Linked DNA regions of Homo sapiens: regions 2 and 3 are each linked to region 1. Evidence: chromatin loops called from intact Hi-C (ENCODE). Cell type or tissue: prostate gland. All regions are shown on one strand.

Region 1 (8,000 bases):
CCTAAACAATGAACTCTTATTAAATGGTCCTTATACTTATAAATTCTCTCTTGCCCCCAAAATTCAAAATTAAAATATAATTTCATTTGAATTAGCTTTTGTTTTTTTCAAACTATTTAGTTCATAGTTAGTGACTTGACACTAAGAAAGCAATAGTACAAGGAGTAATGTATCACAAGCGCATAATTTCTTGTCTGAAATCCTGTGGTCATATAAACATACTGCAATTCAGATATTTTTTCAGATCTTAGAAAGGTAATATAGTTTATATACTGTATAACTATATACAAAATTCAAAATTAAAATATAATTTCATTTGAATTAGCTTTTGTTTTTTTCAAACTATTTAGTTCACAGTTAGTGACTTGACACTAAGAAAACAATAGTACAAGGAGTAATGTATCACAAGCACATAATTTCTTGTCTGAATTCCTGTGGTCATATAAACATACTGCAATTCAGATATTTTTTCAGATCTTAGAAAGGTAATATAGTTTATATACTGTATAACTATACAGTATATGAGCTAACATCCCTAGCAGGTATTCATATTTCTAGAGTGAAAGATAAGAATTTTCATGCTGTTAAAGGGTCAAATTTTTTTAAATCAGGTAAAATCATAATTCTTACATAAATGTAAAATGAATACATGAAAAGATTTTACTGAATCTTTTAATTAATGAGAGAGTAAGACATTGTATCAGTTCAAAGAAGAATTCAAAGTAACACACATATACAGGCCATCTGGAATACTGAAGTGAATTTACAAATGGATATAAAGCTGGTATCCACAGGACAAGAAACAATTGCATAATACAGGGCACACAATTCATTTGCATTTCTAGAGGCAAAAATTTTTTTGCATTATTATCAGTTTCCTACAACTTACAGACTTGTAAAATAACTCAAAGACAATGTAAGGCATAGATAAGCTAGAAGGATGCACTAGACAAGACATCCAGGAATCTTTTCCACCAATTTCAAATTCTTTCACAATTTTTCCTGACATTACTAAGTGGGATGAATGAAGATTATAATTTCACATCACTTCAGGTCAGACTTTGTTCTAAACTAATATAGAGAAAATTCATTTTAAAGTTTTGTTTTCAGAACTTTGGGATTTTGGTCAATTTCTCATGAAGATGCTGAAAGCATTTTTTTTATTATACTTTAAGTTCTAGGGTACATGTGCACATGTTCTTATCATTTTAACCACCATATCTTACAATGGTTCTAATATTTAAAAATCAATTGATATTTGGAGGCAAACAATAATGAATGAGGACATTATCTCCCACCAATATAATGTCATGTCAGAGTAAAAAGAATAAAGGTGTGTTGTATCAGCCCACCAGGCTTCAGCCCCACCTGTCAAGTTACTCAGTGGGGGAAATCGCCTGTCTGCTCTAGGCTTCAGTTTCCTCATCTGTAAAGAGATCTGAAAAGTCACTTCAAATTCTAAAAGGCCAGAATTCTACCGCTGACAACAGAAAGCTAAGGGACGATGATGTGGCATGTGAAGAAACTATTTCATCAGGTGCCAGATAAAAATCTGCAGGCTCCTCCCCTCTGTCAAACTCCAGTGCAAAAATTATTTCTTCTATGGAGGCTTCTTTAATAAATCCAGACCAAAGTTCAAATCCCAGCTCCAGTAAGTAGTAGTTGGATGGGCCAGGGAAAGTCACTGAACCTCTTCTGAGTCTCAATTTCCACATCTGGAGATTGAAAATAGTATCTAAATCCCCAACAGGTGCTGGGTCTGTCTGGCTTCTCCATTTCCTTACTTTCTCTTCTAGTGGTTCCTTTATCACATCTCTCCTCAAAAATTCTATATGCAGTGGACACTCTAAGCATTTATGGTTGAATTACTTTTTCCAGATATTCAGGTAGATTTCAATGTGTACATCCTGTTTCTTCACAATCAGATACCATGCCTTCAATCTTTTTCATCCTGCCACAGTGTTTCAGGCATTTTTGCCTTTAATCATTGTATTCCTTCACCCTGAACAAACTTCCTTCTCCCATCTTTTCCAACTCTTCCTCCAAACTCCAGCTTAGGAATCACCTTTTCATGTAGACTTCCCTGATGCCCTCCAGCTGGGTTAGTGCCCTTAGCAGGAGCTCCTAGAGACTCCTAAACCCCTTCCCTCCTGACTCCTCTTCCTCCATCATAGAACACAGTATAATATGGGCTCAGGATCACTGTGTGCTCTTTTAGAACATGAGTTAATCCAGGCAAAGTCAGACTATCACCCAACTTTGTATCCCTGGCACCAAGCCCATTGCCTGGCATACAGTTGGTAGTCAATATAAATTCTTGCAGAACTGAATTCATTTCCTCTCTACTACCTAATACAGGGATTGTGAATAGATAAATGATGCCACTGCCTGACTCTGCAAGGAAGGAAATGGAGAGATTTCTGTCACTTGGGTTTGTCATTGTATGAAAGGTAAGTGGCACACAGTTTTGGATTCCAGGGAGAGACAGGCAGGACTGGTTGAGAAAGAGGAGCCAGTCAGCCCAGAGACAGAACACATGAGTCAGCGATCTAGACCAAGGATAAAAACAGCTACATTTTCTAGAGTGGAGGCTGGACCAATTCCCAGAGGTTAGAACAGTACTGGCCAAAGTAAACTTTACGGACTATTCGATATCCACAGGAGGGTCCCTGATAGAGTTCCTGAGAAGAGACAGATAGGAAAGACTGTATACCCTACTCTCCTCTTAAAGACACACATGGGCCCCTGAGTATATTCTAAGGAGCCCTATAGTCAAGACAAGTGTTGAATTTTGTTTGACGTGGGGCTCCCCAGCAGTCCTCGCCATGGAACCCATCCATTTTAGGATTCCTATAACACCATGCTGTTGGGAATAGGGGTCTAAACTAAGCCCAGAGTTAGATCTACATAGGGAATACACACATTAGGAAGCTCAGGCAAGTGCTAGATGGCAGACCAAGTAACAGAAAAGAACCAGGACAAAAAGCCCAAAGACTGGACAATGAAGGCCAAGTCAGAACCAGAGAGGGTGAGCTGGTGCTACAGATAACCCTTCTCTGTAGACTGTGGGTATCTGAAAGGCAGACACCCTGCTCAGGTCATCCCTTTATCTCCAGGGCTTCAACATAACAGTCTGAACTGAGAGAGTTCTGGAGATCTGCAGAAGCTGGAGAATGAAATGGACCAAGATAAGAACACACTCGAGGCCTTATATTGGGGTTCTCAACCCTGGATGAACATTAGAATGACTTGGGAAGCTTTAGAAACTACAGATTTCCCAGGCTCCCACCTCAGACTGGTTAAATTAGACATTGGTAATCAGAGAATCCTTTGCTAGACAGAGGACTTCCATATACTTCCTATAGGAAAGTCTCACAGGCCAGTCTTCCACCATAGCAAATATGGAATCCACTAACAGAAGTACAGCCTTGGCCCATTAAGGGCGGGGAGGAGGAGAAGCTGCTGGCAGACATAGGGGTCTTCAGCCCCATCCCAATCCCTGCCCTAAGAGTCCTCTACAAAAAATGCCACAGATTCTCCCAGAAAATGCCACTCTACTCTAGACTTTCCCTAAAAATAGCTTGGCTTCCTTGGAGGGGTCAGATCCATGGCCTTCAGAGAGAAAAGCATAAACACAACTCTTGCCAGACCAGGCTCTCAACACTTAAATCAGCCTGCTCTGAAGTCCAGACAAAGTTCCAAGAACAAGAAGAGTCTTCTATAAAGAGTTTAACAGCAGACCATGGTTACGCAAGGCACCCAGTTCCAGCTCTCAAATGCTTCATGTCCAGAAGTTCAAATTAATTACTCCTTTACCAAACGAAAAGTGAGTTATGTCTTTCTGTCACTGCAGCCAGGATATTCTCCAGGCTGCCAAAAACATGTGCATACCCAAATACCAAAACTATGTAGGAAGGCTACAGAACGTCCTCACCAAAGACAAGACAGAATTTTCACTTCATAAATCAACAAGAGACTCCAAAAAGGCAGCCAGTTGAAAAGACAAGCTACACTGATGAAATATTTTCTTAATTCACCTCATTCAGGGTAATTGCGCTTTTTTAACTTCATGAACAAGTAATTTTTAATGTAAATAACAAAGCCGGAAAACCACATATTCTTTTTGCATGTGGGATGATAAAGTTTTTATCTAAATTAATTAGGTGACTTTTCACTAGTAAAGATTTGTTGCTTTTACTTCAGACTTTGTTTTCAATAAAATTCCTTCCCACCCAGACCCTCACCCCACTGTTTAGATGAAATGGAAGGCAGTGGAGGTTAGTTCTAATGTGTTTCCGTGTCGCTTTCCGAAGGATTACCAATAACGAAACCTGTAGTAGCATCCGTCTATGATCTACTCAGCTTCCCTTAGATGGGATAGAATGCAAACCCCAAGCCTATTTAGATGTGTTTCAGATTTATTTCATCTCTACTTCATCAGAGCTGGAAGTGTCAACCAAAATTCTACTGTGTGTATTACCACCATACAACTTTACACTTTGCAGTTTGCACTTTGAAATGTAAAATGAATGACAATGAATGGAAAACTCAAGCAATTTTGGCAGAAAAAAAAAAAGCAGCTAAATTCCTCCCCTTTAAAAGTAGAACATTCAATTTGGCCAAAAGAAAAGGTCCTCAGTTTACATTTTTCCTTCTGTTTCTTATCTCCAGGTTTCCTATCCTACTTAGGAGGCTGAAAGTACAGGGTAGGGGGAAACAAAATTACTTTCACAGGCTGTAATTTGTCTGGTATACTGGAACTGAGAAACAGCCTTATGAAACCCAAGCCTCAATCCATTTTATTATTATCATTATTATTATTTTAGTTTTGAGCACTCCATTTTTTTGGAGTAGAATTTTTTCAGCTGTTTTAAGCAACTTTTTACAAAGTTCAATGAAAGGGGTCTTTAAAGTCTCAATTTCACTCTTCCCTCCATAGGAAAGGCCAATCTGTACATCATGTGTGTTTCTTTTGCCTGGATAAGGGTGCCACACTTGTTCATGTGTATATATCACCTGCCTGAAAATTACCTTCCAAATTACCAAAATATTGCTCATCTAGCCAAAGAAAAAAATATATATATCTCACATTCATAGAGGTGACACTCTCTTATCACATCTCCAGGCTTGGAGGGAGGACCTTGGTTCTCATCAACCAACTAGCTCCTTGCTACTCAAAGTACGGTCCCTGGACCAGCAGCATTGGCATTGCTTGGTAGCTTTTTAGAGATGTAGATTCTCAAGTCCCAGCCAGACCTCCTGAATCAGAAATCTACATTTTAGCAGGATCCCCACCAGATAAACGTGCATGGCAAATCGTGAGAAGAACTGGTCTGGTACAAACTCCCACTCACGGCAAGAAATAGTATCTTCTCTGAGAAGTTCCCTCAGCCTCTGTTGGGATCCTTCGAGAGTCGAGGCGTGCAGGTCTGTAAAACCCTAGCAGAGGCCTTTCTGGGTTTCAGCAGAGTAAAGCAGTCATTCCTCAAACCAGGCAGCAACTGGAGGAAGCACGGAGGGGCGGTGGCAGGAAGGGCCTCCCCCAGCCCGTGTGCCTCAACACAGCAGAGTCATTAATTAAGATCCGCCTGGCTGCTGGCAAAGCAGTCACTCTGGCATTCCCTGTCTGCCTGGGACTGGCGTGAGGTGTGAGAATCTGGGTAGCCTTCTCTGTGGCTCTGTCCCGCTGGCGTTGATTGTGTATGATTAATGATTTAAAGGAATAAAAAGAGAAAGGTCAACTTCTGAGTTCAAGACAGAGCAGCTACATAGGGAGTAATTAAGATACTTGTGTAAGCATGATTAATAAGCACAAACTGGCACTCTGGGCAGTAAACAAGATGCAAGCAGATGGTTAGCATGGAAAAGGGTTTTTTTCTTTCCTAAAAGCAATTTTTCAGCAGCTTGAAACTTGGCTTGTGAATTCTTTTCCTCCCCCAAGTCTCAAAAAACTCATTATCTCCACAACCTTAAAAAAAAAAAACATGGTGAACACCTTCAATGCTCATTCATTCTCTGTTTTTGAAAAACCTTATTATTTTATTTTATTTTTACAGATAACTAGAGTTTGCTTGTAAAGTGGCTGCAACTCATCTTTGTTTCTCGCTGCCTTTCATGTCAGGCGTCCCATGAATTGGTGAGTCTGACAAGGTGGTTCACTGCGGAGCCTTTTAACTCCCACCCAGCACTTCTCCCCCCGTCCTGTGATGGGCAGAACAGAGGCATCAATGGTGGCATTTCTGGAGAGTGCTGGCAGGCAGGTGTCAGAGCCGTCCGGCAGGCGCCCCTCACAAACACTAATCAGCCCTGGTGTTCTTTTACAATCCATATCTAATTCGCAAGTTTCATTCTTTCTGAAAAACAATTACTAGGTTTTGAAGTTCATTGTGCATTTACTCAACTGTCTCTTCACATTAACGTAAAGTGGGAACAAGAAAAAATAGAGTCAGCAGGGAAGGGACATCAAAAGATGTTAAGAGTAGATGAAGGCTTTATTTTAAGAGTAATATAATTACAGATGTGTGCAATATTTTACAATAAATGGAACACAAAAGGTGTATCCTGTACCTTCAAGATAGTGTGTGTGTGCCTGTGTGTGTGTAAAGAGAGAGAGAGAGGGAGAAAGACAGAGACACCCAGACACACACATTCCTATGGGGATGGGGAGAGAAAGAGGGAGAAAGAGAAAGTCGCCTATGACTTAGGAAAACAAAAAGTTCCTCCTAGGATCAAGAGTAAGGTATATGCATCTCACTTAGTGAAGAGCAAAAAAATCATAGGGCAATGATGGAGGAGGAAGCCTTGGTTTTCTCCCTCTTTGTTGAAAAGAGAAAGAAGAAAAAAGGAGATGGAGAAAAAGAAAGAAAGGAAGTGACAGATTAAAGAGAAGGAGGGGGAGACACTTAAGATCTACTCTCTTAGCAAATCTCAAGTGTACAATACAGTGTTATAACTATGGTCACCATGCTGTATATTAGATCCTCAGAACTTACTCATCTTATAACTGAAAGTTTGTATCCTTTGACCAACAGTTGCCCATTTCCCCCACCTCCCAGTCCCTGGTGACCACATTTCTATTCCCTGCTTCTGGGAGTTTGACTCTTTTAGATTACACATATAAGTGAGATAATACAGTCTTTCAGTGTCTGGCTTGTTTTACTTGGTATAATGTCCTCCAGGTTCATCTGTGTTGTCGCAAATGGCAGAATCTCCAATCATTTCACAATGTATATGTATATCAAATCATCATGTTGTGTGTCTTGAATATACACAGTTTTTATTTGCCAATTCCACCTCAAATAAAGCTGGGGAAGAAAGAAAAAAAAAGAGAGGAAAGGGAGGGAGGCAGGAAGACAGAGAGAAGGGGAGAAAACAAAGGGAAGGGAAGAAAGCTGGGTTTTAAGCAAAAACTGGAAAGACACTTGCCAACCTTGATGAAGAAAGTAACGTAAACTGAGAGTGCCTCTCCTGAATTTCGGTTCTTGAACTCCCTAAGAGGCACCATGAGTTGACACACCTGGATGACTCTTGCCCTTGAGCAGGGGCAGACGTGCACTTTGTGTCGGCAATGTGCCATGCGTCTCCCCAGGCTGGCCTCAGCAAAGAGCCAGGTCTGTGTTTGCCCTTCTCAGCTGGTCCCAGGGGCCATCTACCTCATCTCCTGCCGGTGGGGCCAGGCCCATCAAGCTTCTCCAGCCACCTTACAGAATTTGGAGCCCAAATGATTGGGCTCCAAACCTGAGCCCACAGCACTCAGCTTGAATGCCCCAGGACTGGGAAGGACAGGGGCAGTGGCCCCTGCACTTAGGTAGGCACATGGCCTTAAAAACAGGTGGCTGACTGTATTCTCTTCTTTACCTCCACCCACCAAAATAGAGGAGGACCCTACATTTCCCCCAGTGAAAATTCTATTATCACCACAATGTTTGGTCTCACACCTCAAACCTTTTATTTTTTCTCTTATACTGAACATCATCTTAGTGATTCTGACTCAGCATTTT
Region 2 (8,000 bases), 420 kb before region 1:
TTAATTTTTTTGAGGAACCACCATACTATTCCATAGCATTTTGCATTCCCACCAACAGCACACGAGGGTTCTAATTTCTCCACATCCTCTTAACCTCTCTTTTACACTGCTGCCCATAAGCAACCAAACAATGAAATGGCTGATGCAAAAACCACACATCCCCAACCCAAACCTAGCCACAGTGAAACTGGCTTCACGGCAGCTGCCCACCAACCCAGAGCAAGATAGAGCTGATGCTTGAGAAAACAAGCCTTCCCTCTAATCCAGAAAGGCAGTCCAGGCAATGGCGCCTGGGTCCTCACTGCTCGGAGGGGCTGCACCGACCCCTGAGACATTCCCCCATATACAGGAGGTGCTTAACAGTAGCCCACACTCCACTTTCCGCAGGTATCTCAGGACGTCTCTCCTCCTGGTGCTCAGTTTATTTTCCACTGCTGACATTGCCAGTGACTACATTGAAAAGCTGTGTCAATCGCTTCTTTGTCTGAGAGAAGGGCATTTATCATTTGCTGTTCTAAATCTGAAAACATCATAACCAACCCGTGGGCGTTGGCTCACGTTACACTCTGTAATTTCAGTTAGTGAGTTAATGGGAAAGATGCATTAACATTCTGTTTGTGGTTTAAAATACATATTTACACAGTTTGACTTTTCATATCCCCAAACTTATAATTTATCCATCATTATGTTCCCTATTCTCTACTCTTAAACATTAACTGCCCTTATTTAGGTGATGAAAGATGGGGAGGGAGGCTGTGGTTGTTCCGTGCATATGGAAAGCTGATCAGCTCAGAGCAGAGTGGTGCACTCGTGCCCAGTGGTCAGGGAAGGGAAAGGCTCTGCCGAAATCTCTCTGAGTTAATGGGTTCATGCAGAGCTGTCGCCTCCAAGCATAACAGACAAGGATGACTGAGCTGGAGTCTGCATCAAGTCTACCATTTTATGTCCAACGCCAGACAGAGCCATGATTCCAAGCCTGCATACCAAGAGCTCAGATTCTCCTCAAAGTGGTTGCGGAGGATCCCAGGACACTGGTAAACTTTCTACTTCATCTTCCTATGTGTTTTATTATAAAATGTCTTCATTTTTCACCAGTGCAATTAAGTTCCCCAACTCATTCTTAAGTCACATGTTTCTCTGTATTTCCATCGACAATCAAACAAAGGGAAGTGTTGCACAGTGGAAAGGATGCAGGCTTTGGAGTCAGACAGCCCTGGATTCAGACCCCAGCTCTGCCATTTACCAGCTGTAGGAACTTGAGTGATTCACTGAAATTCTCAGAGTCTCAGTGATTTCATCTGTCACAGGAGGTAGATGAAAGTGACCTCATGAACAATGGCCAGTGTTTGCATCATGTATCATAGCACTCTATTCATTACAACTAATTTGGTTCTGCTACAATCCTGTATAAAGAATGGCAAGAAAAGTGTCTTTTTCACCTCTAGCCTCAGTGTCTCGCTCAACGACTTCCATAGAGTAGGAACTTAATAAATGTTAGGTGTGTGTTGAATTAATCACACGGACAGAATTGTCATACTCAAACTAATGAGAACAATTAGGAGGGCTTTGTCTAGAAAGAAAGTCAAAGACTGAGAAGGGATCCCAACAGAATCAATAGAATCACAAAGAAGATAAATAAAGAAAAAACAATTGTTCATTCTAGAATATGGGAAGAAGAAGGAAATCTTGAAGCTTGAATGAAGAAATAATTTTAAGATGATGGAAGAATTATTTTATTAACTTTGTGGATTCATTGCCTCCAGAATCAGTACAAGCTAAAATAACCAATATATTTCAAAAAGGTTTAAGTAAACCCACCAACAACAAACCCATAAGGAATGGGCTGGCCATTAACAAAAAAGGTAATTAAGAAGTAAGCTGGGTGCCCAACAGATTTCCCTTTCGAGAGCCTGAGTTTCCCTCCTGCCTGGCTTCCCATCCAGATATTGTGAGTCAGTTTCTAATTCTCATTTCTTTCCCTTGGGGCCTTCCTGTTTATTGGCAACCAATTAAATTCCCACCCTCAAAGTCTCAATATATATTTTCTCCAAAAAGTAGACAAATTTTAAGATAACTCTCCTAGAGATAAATGAACCCCTCCTCAATAGGAAGAATGAAGCTTTGCTGGGACAAGGAAGATACTTTGAGGAGAGGAGGGAGAGCATTCCTCACTCAGCTCATTCCAGGGACAGAAGATGGTTACAGATAGAGCAGAAAGGAGCATCCTGTCCTCTCTGCTGTGACCATGACTGTCACCCAGCCTCGGCTAGATTACAGCAGTGATGGATCACTTTCCGCTCTGCCAGGTTTAGGTGCCACTGTTGGATAGTTCTGATGGTTAGAGTTCTTTTTGTGTGTCTGTGAGACTTTGTGTGTCTTGCTGTCACCCAGGCTGGAGTGCAGTGGTATAATCACGGCTCACTGTAGCCTCAACCTCCCGGGTTCAAGTGATACTCCCACCTGAGCCTCCCAAGTAGCTGGGACTATAGGTACACCTTGTCCAGATAATTTTTTGTTTGTTTGTTTTGTAGAGACAGGGTCTGCATGTTGCCCAGGCTGGTCTTGAACTCCCAGGCTCAAGCAATCCTTCCACTCTAGCCTCCCAAAGTGCTGGTATAACAGGTGTGAGCCACCACATTTGGCCAGTTAAGAGTTCTTGCTATATTTTCAAACACTGAGGAAATCAAAGTTTGTGTCACTGAGCAATGGAATAATGATTGCTGGTTTATCTTTTCCTTCCTTTTGGGCCCCTCTATTTGCAGTTCATTGGTCCTGTTTTTGGCCTACAGAGTAGGACAACAGACACGGATCCCTCTTCCACATGAAGCCCTTCCAATATTGAACACAGTACCTCTGGCATCCCCCTTAGCTCTTCATTCTCCAGGCTAAATTCCCATCTCTCTCTACAGCTACACTGAGGACCTGGCTTTGAGGGACCCCAATCACCCTCCCAAGATGATCCTGTATGACTAACCTTGCTGGGTAGATGGAAATTTTTGTCTCTCTTGGGATAATTACCAGCATAGGGTGTGGTATGCAAAAGCTTACGCTATGCAGAAGTTATAGAGAACACAAAGGCATAAAATTAATGTCAGGGCTTCTAGGAACCTCAGAGATAACCCAGTCCCCACTCTGTTTGTAGAGAATCTGAAAGTCGCAGAACAAGTAAGTGGCAAAACCTGGTCAAAAGCCTTGGCCCTACAATTCCTAGGACAGAACAAACAGTTCTGCCCTACACTGCTTCCTCGGATGAAGACAGCTAGTACCTGACCTCTGTTTTCCCTGCTACAACGAGACTACCCCTGTGTAATTCCTCTACCTGACACTGGGGTGCACTGGCATGCCACCCGCCCCACCAGGCAGATCTGAATGTCTGCCAATGCTGGGGATGATTTACAGGGCCTGTCTGGGAGATGATTTTCCAAGAAAACACTCCATATAATTGGCCTTTGGTATATCTCCTCAGTGGTGATTTATTTCTGTCGGACAAGCCAAAGAACGTCTCTCCCCACCTCTGCAAAGCCTCCGGTCCCTGGCCTCAAAGTTCAGCAAGTTTCTGGCCAGAGAATGTTCTTCCTCTCCACCCACTCAGCCCTTTTTTCTGTGGTTTGCAATCTCATTTTGCTAAATATACTGAGATGCCCTGTACACAGCGGTCTGCAGTTCTAGAATGTGCCTGACTTCCTTTGGCTGGGAGCATCACTCATAAATCACTGTGCTAGCAGCTGCCATCCATTTATATCCATGACCTATCAGGACTGAAAGCTCAAGTTCTTCCACGGTGATGCCTTTTTCATTCGGGCCCCTCCACGAGAGTAAAACGCTCTCTCTCCCACACATATACACATGAGTATTTAGCTGTGTGGTAGCCACAGAGAAGGGACTTGGTGAACACTTACTGAATAGAGTGTATAGAAATATTCAAAGAGTAACTTTAAACTTGGCCACTTACTTACGAGTGTTGACTGACAATTGCATGCCTAAGCTAAACTGCTCTGAATACAAACCTGAATGATGAGTTTGATGAAGAACATTCTCAGTGGAGGAAACTAGGGCTTGTTTGAAGAAATAAACAGTGAATTTTCCCAGCCTTGCAAACAGCTTCTGACATTTACCAGCCCACAGCTGCTTTTTACCAGCCCCATTGACATAGCCATTCCCTAGAAGTCCCTGAAGGATTTCCAGAGGTAAGACAATCCCAGAGAAGGAAAGGCAGAAAGTATGGGTTGGTGAGAGTGAACTCTTTCCCAAAAGTTGGGAGGGGTGCTCCAGTTAAACTCACCCCACTTAGCAGGCGCCCCAGCAAGGAAGTGCTCTGAACTCACGAAGTAACTGGGCTTTCCTGAGAATGGGGTAAGGCGAGGAACTAGAAAAAAATCAGAATATGTGTTCACTGGTCCCCAGAAGAGAAATTTGGTTTTATGCATGTCAAGGGAAGTCTTTAAACTTGAGAAGACTATAAAATTGGGCGGGGGGTGGTGCAGAAGAGTGAAGCATGAGAAGGAGGAGGTGGGAGGAGTTGGTGACTGATCCCCATTGCTGGGAACAGCTGCTGGGGCAGATGCTTGTGTTTTGTCAAATATTCCTCTGTCTATAGAGGCTATCTGCAGGTGAAATCCTTCATGAGGAAGAGGATGGGGGTGTGAGTGTGAGGGAGAGCGGGGAGGAAGCCAGGATCACTAGAAAAGATGGCTATGTTTAGCTTACATGGAAACAAACACCTGAGGCCAAGTCTTCCCTGCAGACCAGGACTTTCCAGGCAGGACTGTCCTCCCTTGGCTGTCCCAGGCAGACCAACATCCCACAGCATTCTGCAGCAAGACGCTGGGAGACAGGAAAGAGACCGACTCTCCAAGGACACAGGGTCAGGGTAAGGCTTAGAGAAAGGAAAGTCACCATCCCTGTGAGGTAGGGGCCAGGGGAAAGTAAAGCGACCCCTCCCTCCACCCCAGCCCCAGCCAGGCCATTCTTCAGGAGTGTGTGGGGCGAGCAGACTTGATCTTGGCTGGTGAAAGAGGCTTTCTCCTCCCAGCTGCTCCAGGGGACTGCTGGAAAATACAGCGCAAGATTGCATTACCAATTTCTGTTGGCCTAACACAATGAAAACCCACATCTAATTTGCTGTCCAGTATCCCCCAGGTCCCCTTCAGCATTTACTGCTTTCCAAATATCTTCCTCCCATTGAATATCTGTGTTTCGGATTATTTGTCCCCAGATGTATTAGGATGCATTTATTGCAGCTGAATCTCATCTAGTGATTTCCTGTCCATATGCCTGACAGCTCCAGGTCCCTTTATGTCACGTCTCTGTCATTGGTGGGGTTTGTAATACCTCTCCATTTAGGGGAAAATACAGATATAATGAGCATATTCTTTACAACCTTCTCTAGGTTATTAACAAGGATGCAGAGTATAACTGAAGCAAAAATCCCAGTGGCACCCCAGGCCCTCTGAATCCCATCCCGCATCTCTCTCCAGTGCTGCAATGAAGTGGTCCATTCAGTCCACTGAAAGAGCTTGTGCTGAGTTCCTTCAGTCACGAAATAGGCAAAAGGACCCTTGGTCCAGTGTAATGAAGATGACATTGAGCAAGGACCTAAGAGAAGTAAATTGTAGTCCCACCCCTGCTATTAATGAGCAATGTGACCTTGAGTAAGCCACTTCTATAGTCACATGGCTAATTGTGAATAGGTTCACTGTTAGTCCTCATAAAAGATCAAATGAAGATATTAATAATTTTGATAATAATGTCTTAACAGTGGCTAATTTTTACTAACCTACTACTAAGTGCCAGATACTTTACATATATCATTTTTAACCTTCAACATAAACCTATGAAGTTAAGTTTCAAAGCTGCATTTGCCAACGAGAAAACTGAACCAAAAGAATTCAAAGGACTTGCCAAAGGTCACAATGATTGAAAACTATGACTTGAACCAAATATCTTTCTGGTTTGAAAAAACATAATATGGCTGGGCACAGTGGCTCACGCCTATATTCCCAGTACTTTGGGAGGCCAAGGTGGGCAGATTACTTGAGGTCAGGAGTTCAAGACCAGCCTGGCCAACATGGTAAAACCCTGACTCTACAAAAAAAAAAAAAAAAAAAAAAAAAAAAAAATTAGCTGGGCGCAGTGGCACATACCCATAACCCCAGCTACCTGGGAGGCTGAGGCAGGAGAATTGCTTGAACTCGGGAGGCAGAGGTTGTGGTAAGCCAAGATCACACCACTGTACTCCAGCCTGGGTGACAGAGCAAGACTCCGTCTCAAATAAATAAATAAATAAATAGAGAAAAGAAAAGAAAAGAAAAAACATAATATTCCTACTGAGCCAAGTCCCTTGGATACTAAGGAAGAGGTGGTATCTCAGTTAATGGCTTCTTCTCCAACAAATTGTTGTGCCTTTCCCTAGCCACTTGTCCACACAGTCTTCCTCCGTTCATGAATGTTGCTCAGGAGCCCAAAGCCCTCTGCTAGAAAGAAAGGCTCAAGTACCCTGAGAGGTTCACCACCAAGCTTCATATTTAAGTAAGTAGGTGCTACCAGGAAGGGTTCATGGTCAAATGAGCTTGGGAAACAAACGGTTAAACAAGGTTCAACCAACTTCTTCCCCACAAGATGCACTAGAGCCCCTTTTTTTTTTTTTTTTTGAGATGCAGTCTAGCTCTGTTGCCCAGGCTGGAGTGCAATGGCGCGATCTCAGCTCACTGCAACCTTCGCCTGTCGGGTTCAAGTGATTCTCCTGCCTCAACCTCCTGAGTAGCTGGAATTACAGGCTCACGCCACCACATCTGGCTAATTTTTTGTTTGTTTTTTTAGTAGAGACGGGGTTTCACCATGTTGGCCAGGCTGGTCTCGAACTCCTGATCTCAGGTGATCCACCCACCTTGGCCTCCCAAAGTGCTGGAATTAGAGGCGTGAGCCACTGTGCCAAGCCATGAAGTGACTTTATTTTATACCTATGTTATAAAATTATTTAGGTGTGGTGAGGCCAACAGATCAGGGGATGACTGCCATTGAAAACATAGCTTACTCTAGTTCCCAAGAGGAGGGGGCATGCCATGTTACACAGGGCCCCACATGGAAGCATCTGGGTAGGCAACAAGGCAGAAGGAGGCAGTAAAGTCTTGACTGTGGTGGTTCTGGGACGAGATGGGCCAGGCAAGGTAAGCAGAAGTAGGACTGGCTGTCTTGACTGGTCCTGGGATGATTAGGGCAGAGGAATTCTGTCTCCTAGAGTGTAGGAGCCAGAGAGAGGAAGTGGTTCACAGCAGGGGCTCTGGATTTGTTCCTTTGCATATCAAAGGCACACCTCTAAGTGAGTCATTTGCAATCTCTAAGAATTGGCTAGCCCTGGGAAGGACAGTCTTTCCCTGGTTAGCCCAGCCCCAGATGTCAGTTTATCAAAAGCACAGGAAACAAGCACATGTAGTCAATGCAATCTAGGTCATGTTGCCATGCATCCACTGAATCCCTGCTTCTAATTGTTGCTCAGTACTCCAAGGCATCTACCACATTCTACCTTCCAATCTCCTGGAATTTCCTTCAACTCAAAGCTGGCTTCAACTTTCTACCACTACAAATAATACATTAATGAAAATCCTCCTACGAACTTCCTTATGGACCTATGCAAGAATTTCATCGGGATATTTATCTTAGAGTGGACTTGCTGGGCACAGGATATGAGTATATTAATTCAGCTCAATGAAGCCAGCCTGTACTCCAGAATTACTGTAACTCTACCAGTAGGGCATGAGGGTTCCTATAACCCCACATCCCACTAACGTTTGCCATTACCTGGTTTTTCAATTATCCCAGCCTAATGGGTACAAGGTGATCATTTATTCTTATATTAATTTACATTTCTCTGATTTCTCCAAAGTCTGATCTCATTCAGCTTTATTCCTTGTAACAACTCAATACAGGTTTCTAAGCCAATTCTCGGTGAGCAATAAACATCTAATGGAAAATGCTAGACTTATTTCCTTTGAGTCACAGGT
Region 3 (8,000 bases), 410 kb before region 1:
CTGACTCTCAGAAGTGTGGAGAAGTCCAGGTAACGTGGAGCACAAAGAAAAGTAAACCCTGGTCCCAAACTAGGTCAAGTCAACATCATCTTCATCAGATGGATTCAGGAACTTTTGGAGGTTAACCATGTTCTTTCTATTCCTGGCTATAAATGCAACATATTTGTTTGTTGTCTGCCCGACCCTTGAAAGAGCTGCCATTTCCATTTTGTGCTTCCTGAGGGAACTTTAGGGACCTGGCATTGGTTGATGACTCCAGCTCTCCTTTCCTGAATCATGTCATCTCCTGAGCCCTGAAATACCCAGAATGGCCAGGTTAGAGATCATGTAACAACACAGCACTGGGCCAAGAGGAGGCCCAAGTTCGATCTCACTTTCACTTTTCTCTGGAATTGTCAGTGAATCCCACAACTCCCCCATCTTAGTGCTCTTTATTTGTAAAATAAGGCTCCACTTCATCTGTCTTATCCTCTCATGAGGATAAAATGAGATCACGTGCGTGACAATGCTTCCCACTCTCTATCTTCACATTCAGGATGCTTACATGAAAATAATTACAAAATATGCAGAAAAATTAAAAGGCAAAAAAGAAGAAAGAGAAAGAGAGAGGAGGAGATACAAAGTTGTTAAGTCTTTTTTTTTTTTTTTTTTTTTTTGAGATGGAGTCTCGCTCTGTCGCCCAGGCTGGAGTGCAGTGGCATGGCGGTCTCGGCTCATTGCAAGCTCCGCCTCCTGGGTTCACGCCATTCTCCTGCCTCAGCCTCCCAAGTAGCTGGGACTACAGGCACCCGCCACCACGTCCAGCTAATTTTATGTATTTTTAGTAGAGACGGGTTTTCACCGTGTTAGCCAGGATGGTCTTGATCTCCCGACCTCGTGACCCACCCACCTCGGCCTCCCAAAGTGCTGGGATTACAGGCATGAGCCACCGCGCCCAGCCCAAAGTTATTAAGTCTTTATTGGGCACGAAGCCCTGGAATAAGTACTTTACAGTATATTCATTATTTCCTTTAATCCCTTAATCCAGCAACACTTTCAGGTATTTATTTTTATTAACCTCATTTTAAAGATGAGGTAACTAAGGCAGACACTCATTTACTCAAAATCCCATAGCCAATGGGAGAGTGGGGATTTGAATCCAGGTTGAACCCTAAAATCTGGGTCCTTCAGTGTACCACCACAGTAGGCCAGATACTGGACCCCTACCTGACCAAGATGCCAGCTGAGGGACTGTGCACCATCCAGGTCACAAAACCATAGGGAGACCCTCAGAGTTCATCTGCATCACTGTACCCATTTTACAGATGAGCAATCTGAGCCCTGGAGGACAAACTAGACTTGCCCAAGGGTTTACAGTAGCTGACTATTGCAGTGGGGCCAAAACACAAGTGCTCAGTATGGTAGATGCTGGCTCAATGTTTACCAAATACACTGACTTTTGTTTTGGAGCACTCATTTGAGCTGCTGTATTAGTTTTCCAGGGCTGAAATACAAAATATCATTGATTGGGTGGCTTAAATAACAGACCTTTCTTTTCTTATAGTTCTGGAGTCTGGAAGTCCAAGATCAAGGTGCCCACAGGGCTGGTTTCTCCTGAGACCTCTCTCCTTGGCTTGCACAGGGCAACTCTCTTGCTGCCTCTTTACTTGGTCATCTCTCTGTGCATGGGCACCCCTGATGCCTCTTTGCATGTCTTAATCTCCTCTTCTTATAAGGGAAACAGCCAGATGGATTAGGGCCCACCTTAACAGTCTCATTTTAACTAAATTACCTCTTTAAAGGCTCTCTACTTCCAAATGCAGTCACAATCTGAGGTGAGGGCATCAACATATGAGTTTTGAGCGGACACAGGTCAGTGCACAATGTCCGCATTTCCCAGGCTTTTTTGCAGTTATGAATGTTCATATGCCTGAGTTTTGGCCAATGGGCAGAAGTGATGTGTGCCACCCAAAAACCCAGACTGTGGATCCTCCTGTTCAATCCTCCATGTTCTCATGCTTGCTCCATCCATGGGCTGAACCCAGGAAGGACTCAAGGCCCAAGAAAAATGCAGAGCCATTGCATGGAAGAAGCCTAGGTCCCTGGACACTCCTCACTCTCCATCAAGGAGTTATCAGTGAATGGAGACTGACTAAACCACCGGGATCTGGGACTGTTTGTTACAGCAGTTAGTTTCCCCTGACTAATACATGTAGCTCCTCAACCAATATTCTTTCCATAACACATCAAGGGTCAATGAATTTCACCTAGGAGGAAAAAAAAATGACAGGCTGACACCAGCTCCAAAGTCAATGAACAATTCAGGTGGGCTACAGACATGATAGGAAAATCTACTTCCCTTCTTGGGGTTCCAGGCATTTTAGTGAGCACGGTCCCCCAGAACCTCCTCTGACTTACAGTCTCCCATGGGTCTCTGGTTCCTCCTCCCTATATAGGCTAATAACTGGGAGGGGGGTGGAAGCTGTAGATGATAATGGTCCCTTTCTTATTTAAACAGGCCATTTGTCTTCCCAATAAATGCATTTTTTTGTCAGCTCAAATATCCCCCTTTGATAGAAACCTGAAAATAATTAGCCTTAATAGCTCTGCTGTGAATAATGCTGCACAAGAAGGAGGTAGATGTTAATAGGAACCTTCCACTCCAAAGCTAAGTCACCCTCTTGGCCTCCCACCCCCCGAAAAACAAATGTAACAAGAAAAAGATTATAGGTTTAGTGCTACTTGGGAAGAAATGTATATTTGGAATAAATGCATGAAATCCTTTAAAAACAGCACATGCTGAAAACTTCATATTTAGTTTGATTTGCTTTCCAAATCACACAGACTGCACAGTTGCATACAATCTTTAAACAAGTATAACCCCTGAGAAGTGTGGATAGATTTAAGAGAAATAAAAGCAAGATCAGCCAGCTTGTAATCTTCTTTTCTCTTTTTTTCCTCCCCAAAGCCGCATTAAATTGGCTATTGAGAACAATAACATATTTGTGCTTTTATAGGTAGAATGATTGGTATTATGCAAAGATTTGGCTTACAGTCTGAAGGCACATTCACACTGATCAGGACTTCGTGCCACTAATAATTTTCAGGATGCTCTAGGGAACCCGTAATTCCCTAGGACTACAACTTAGCAGGTCAATGCATGCTTTGTACAGAATCTAAGCCTTGCTTCTAGAACCATACCCACCAATAAGACTCTAGGAAACTCATTTCCAAAGAAGGTCTTGGAAATGTTAAGTGTTCCTTTTGACCTACATTCCCTCTAGCCTGGGTAGGTGCAATGACTCAGCCAAGATAGGCTGCCAACTTGAAAAATGGCACCCTGGAATCCTTAGGCAGAGCCTAAAACCGCTTGTGTGCCCACACCTTGTGACCCAATAAGCCCAGCCATGAAAAATTATCCTAAGGAAGTAATTTAAAGGAAACACACATACACACACACACATACCCTGCACATACATACAACTAGCAGTATTTTATACATAAGGTTAAAATCCAGGAACGGTGGGAAAATGGTTTGGTAACTAATAGTACTTAGGTCAACTTGATAGAGAATTATACAGTCCATAGAAAGAATATATTTGAGGAATACAAAATAAGTAATAAAAATTTTAAGTAAAAAGTAAAACATTAAACACATCAAGAACACATTTAGAAAAGGATTTCTAAACACATTTAGAAAAGGATACGGTTTGGAAGGGAACACACATATTCCCTACATGTGTCATAGAGTCACATATAGGGAATAGAGTTGAAGGATTTTCTTTGTTAATTTCCCTTAATGAAACCATAACATTGTTAAAAAATATAAAAACAACACAAAACAAAACAAAATGAAGTGGTTCCTTGGTCTTTTCATCTTTGATAACCACACATATGTCTGTGCCCTGAGATTCAAAATCTAGGCTCAAATATAATGTACAACTTCCATTTTAGGGAATTCAGGAATTCCCTGCTAAGGAGGTTTGTGGGGGGTGGTAAGATTTGGTTGCATGGACAAACACAATCAGACCACTGCCAGACTGGCTGTTTCATCTGCGATGCTGGAAACACCAGCTGTTCCTATGCATCTGGAAACATGGAGACTGGAAGGCCTACTTCAAGACTACTCCACAGAAAGGTCTGCAGATGCATTCACACACAGCAGCAGCAGAAGTACTCAAAGACCTTAGGCTGTGATAAAGAGCAGTTTACAAAGATAAGTCACCTTCACTATGAATGGGAAAGCCAAAGGCAAGAAGGAACAGTGTTGCACACCTCCCTTTCATCTCTGGGAACAGGAAAGTAGCAGTGGCCACCAGGACACTCCCATTCCCCCTGAACCAAATATGTCCTTCTGCCATTCTCCCATGCTTGTTCCTTCAAGAGGTGAGAGAGACAAGGAGCTCCATGTTCATTTTTCATGATGTTTACACTGATCTCTGGCTAAGTGGTTAAACTTCTCTTGGGGCCAACCTAGAGTCATCATAAAACATCACTGCTAGAATGACATGAAGGTCTAGCCTAAAATACTTTTTTTTTTAATTAAAGGCTGTTTTTAAAAAGAATTGTTTCTCTTTACTGAGCACCTACTATGTGCCAAGCACTGGTGTCAGATGTTTCTTATCTATCAGCACTGCAGAACTGCCTGCCAGGCATTATTATCTCTGTGACACAGATTGGAGAAGTTGGAAAAATGGAGGGACTTGCCCAAGGTCACACCCCTTTAAGTGGTGGAGAGGGATTAGAGCCCAAATCTCTGGACTCCCTGTCCAGGGCCCTCAACACAAACTATCCTGCATCTTCGATATACTCAGGGGGACTCAGCTTGAACTGCTCTTGTGGCAGGGGCTATAATTAGTTGTCTGGTCCCAGTTGCTTGCAGGGTAAACAACGTCTGATAAACCCACAATGCTGTAAGTATTTATTACATTGCAACCCAGCTGCCAACTGTCTAACCATTTTAATAAAAAGCTATTTTCTAAGGTTTATGTTTTATTGCGTGTATGACTCCCTTATTGGTTAGCATTTTGGAGTTGTGGAAAAGGTTATGAATTTAGAAACTGGCTGCATTCATATCATATTTAAAACTTAATGCTATTTTATTAAAGACATATGGGCCTCCAAAGTACACATATTAAATGTCATGTAAGAAAAGTAGCAGTTTAAATCATGGTCAAATTCATTTTTGACGTGACTCCTGAGGCTTCCCAAGATCTGAACTATTTCTTTGTAAATCTGGCAGTTTAACCACACTCATAAATCACTTTCAAAGCATATTATTTCTTAATTTTACTGCATAAGAGAGCGTTTGGCCTACACAGTGAACTGTTTGTAGCAGTTATGTGAACAAAGTTGCACATTTAGTCATATAATGTGCAAAGGAAGAGGGGAGGGAAAGCAAAGAAGGAAAAGCTTTTTATTCTTTATTCCGCTTACTCGCCCTGTTCATTTTTACCTAAGCAAACACAATTCATATTTTCAGCTTAGGCCTCTGGCATCTAAAAGTGTAGAGGCTGCAAGTTGGTATTGAGGCTTTTCTGAACACAAAGAAGAAAAAAATATTTTGTAATCTAATCTTCTCCAAAACATCCCATGACTAAAAATTAGAATGAGTACAGAAGTTAGAACCTCTCTTTCTCTTTTTCTAGCATTAAACTGAACAGATTTTTTTGTTTGTTTGTTTCATAATACAGTACTTGGCTGTTTTCTAATTGTCTAAAGAGCCAATATCTCAATCTTGGGTTTCAAAACCCTTCTGATGATGGGATAATATTCTTTGGACATGTGTAACAAGCTCCCAAATTTCATTCCCCAGTTTTTTCATTTCACTCTGGGGGCAGAGGGGCCTGATTCCAATGACAAATTCTAGGATCTAAACATCAGCCTTCATTTCCAGATTCGCCAAGGGAATTAGAGGAGGATTAAGAGAGTTGAGTGCGAGGTCACTCAAATGAAAGAGCTTAAGGGCTCACTTCTGCACCAGGCATCCTTTCCCGCATTGGTCCTGTATGGAGACCTCTCTCCTCCACAGCTGTCCAGAGGGCAGCTGCACCTTCATGCTCCTGGCTCCATCAGTGGCAAGGAGCCTCCCGTCCCCCACGCCATGCTTACTCCTCCCATGCCTTCACCTGCCCTACTGCTTCCCTCTACCATTCCCACAAGAACAAAAGGGTCTCGTGCGGTGGCTGAGGAGATGCCCAAGCTCAGGAGCCTGGACCTCCCCAGGATGAATGTGAGGCCTTCTTTCCCCTCTCACATTCCTTTCTTTTAGGTATTTTACTCTTACTAGGAAGTAGATGTCTCAGAAGAGCAGAAGTATTTCATTTAAGGATAAATTCCAGAAAACTTAGTTAAGCCACCAGAAATAGAGGGGCAATGCCCCCTGCTGTGGACTGAATGCGTACCCCCAAATTCACACGTTCAAGCTCTACCCTGCAATGGGACTCTACCTGGAGACAATATCTTTAGGAGGTAATTAAGGTTAAATGAGACCCTAATCCAATAGGACTGTGGTTTCATCAGAAGACGGAGAGATCTCCTTCTCTTTCTTTACTTTCTCCACCATGAGTGGAGAGTGCAGTGAGAAGGTAGCCATCTACAAGCCAGGAAGAGAGCCCACACCTGAACCCAACCATGCTGGCACCCTGACCTTGAACTTCTGGACTTCAGAACTGCAAGAAAATGCATTTCTGTTGTTTAAGACATCTAGTCAATGGCATTTTGTTATGGTATCCCAAGCTGACTTAGGTACCTGCCCCCCAGCATCTCAAGCCAAAATTACCTTCCTCACATTCACCCACACATCTTGATGACACAGCAGTGCCACAAAAAGAGTCCTTGTAAGTTGAAATTACATGACTAAGAACACTAGCTGCTACTGATGCTTTAGACCAGAGCCTGCATTAGCTCCTGCCACAGATTATCTCATTTAATCCCCCAACAGACTTGGAAGGCATTACATTCCCCATTTTAATAAGGCAACCAATAACAGGAGGTAGAAGTCCAGCCTTTAATCCAAACCTAAACATTACCCTGAAACTTGGAGTGGGCCCAGTCCCCAAATGGAGCAGCAAATCCAACAACAGCTCATGAACAAATTAAGAATTGCAGGTTTTCCATGGAACTCAACAGCTACAATAAATTCAGACTTAAAACCTCCCCAGAAAAACAGCTGGAGGCAACTCCTTAAATTGTGTCAAGAACAAAAGTAAAGGCTGTGGAATGGGGGAGGAGTGAATAAAAATGGGCCCAACAAAAATACGTGACAGGTCACCGAGCCAGATAGCCTCTGTGACAATTCAAAATGCTCAACAAAAAAAGAAGAGGTGACTCACTTCTAAATTTCACTCAAGAGTTAAAAACTGCATAAAGTAGAAGCCCCAGTACATATCCCCCACTTCAAAAAAGAAAAAAAAAAAAAAGACAGCTTTGGAGCCTAGACAGAGTATTAGTTCACTGTTGAAAATAAATAATGAGTTCTAATTCAGGTAATGTAGCTCAAAATTTACTGCCATATTTTAAAATGCACATGAAAAATAAAATTATCCTAAAATGTCCTTGGTGAAAAGGCTGCACGTAATTGCTATCACTGACAATGGCGTTGAACTTAGCTAAATTAACATCAAAGGAAGTCCCAATTACAGAGCATCTGTGCATTATTGATGGAGCCCTGTCTGTTCATCTAAGACACTCTACTGTAAGGAGCAGAAAAGCAAACAGAAGGGCTAATTGTAGCACCAGCCTTCAGTGACCCCAAGGACAAGCCTTCCCCATCATGCTTGTGAAATGGCACTTCTGCTGGTCAGAGTGACAAAGAAGATGCATTTGGAATCTGAGTGTGTATACAGGCCCCAGAAGGAAGCTATGGTGACCACAGGTGGGCAAAACAACTTCTAGGCAAAAACACACCTCCCAGAGGGTTGTAGCAGACTCTCAAGCCGGATCCAACAGCTGTCTGGGAACTTGGATGTTCTAGAGGTGTTGGTGAGGAGAAACAGGCTCTCTGGGGAAACAGGAAAGAA

The links. A loop is a pair of places that touch in the nucleus more often than their neighbours do. Peaks named below come from ENCODE experiments on the same cell type or tissue, not always from the same donor. Only the 100,000 strongest peaks of a DNase experiment are listed, where the experiment ranks them.
Region 2: it touches region 1 in a loop (4-fold over the local background); 3 of 110 quality-filtered maps call a loop at or near these places.
Region 3: a loop joins it to region 1, with 3 times the contacts of the local background. A loop is called at or near these places in 3 of 110 quality-filtered maps.

Annotation. Positions count from the first base shown.
Region 1 is chr10:75,658,688-75,666,687 of GRCh38, reverse strand. All of the region lies in intron 2 of LRMDA (leucine rich melanocyte differentiation associated), which reads right to left. Among named protein-coding and RNA genes, the nearest start is that of MIR606, 110 kb to the right of the region's middle. In prostate gland, no CTCF peak of the experiment used is centred here; DNase peaks (open chromatin) are centred at 2,547 and 3,747; H3K27ac peaks cover 1,583 bases.
Region 2 is chr10:76,082,484-76,090,483 of GRCh38, reverse strand. All of the region lies in intron 5 of LRMDA (leucine rich melanocyte differentiation associated), which reads right to left. Among named protein-coding and RNA genes, the nearest start is that of MIR606, 530 kb to the right of the region's middle. RefSeq lists enhancers at 6,385-6,962, 7,542-8,000. In prostate gland, a CTCF peak has its summit at 3,313; a DNase peak (open chromatin) is centred at 3,363; H3K27ac peaks cover 1,646 bases.
Region 3 is chr10:76,069,002-76,077,001 of GRCh38, reverse strand. The region is part of intron 5 of LRMDA (leucine rich melanocyte differentiation associated); the gene reads right to left. Among named protein-coding and RNA genes, the nearest start is that of MIR606, 520 kb to the right of the region's middle. In prostate gland, no CTCF peak of the experiment used is centred here; a DNase peak (open chromatin) is centred at 4,401; H3K27ac peaks cover 2,609 bases.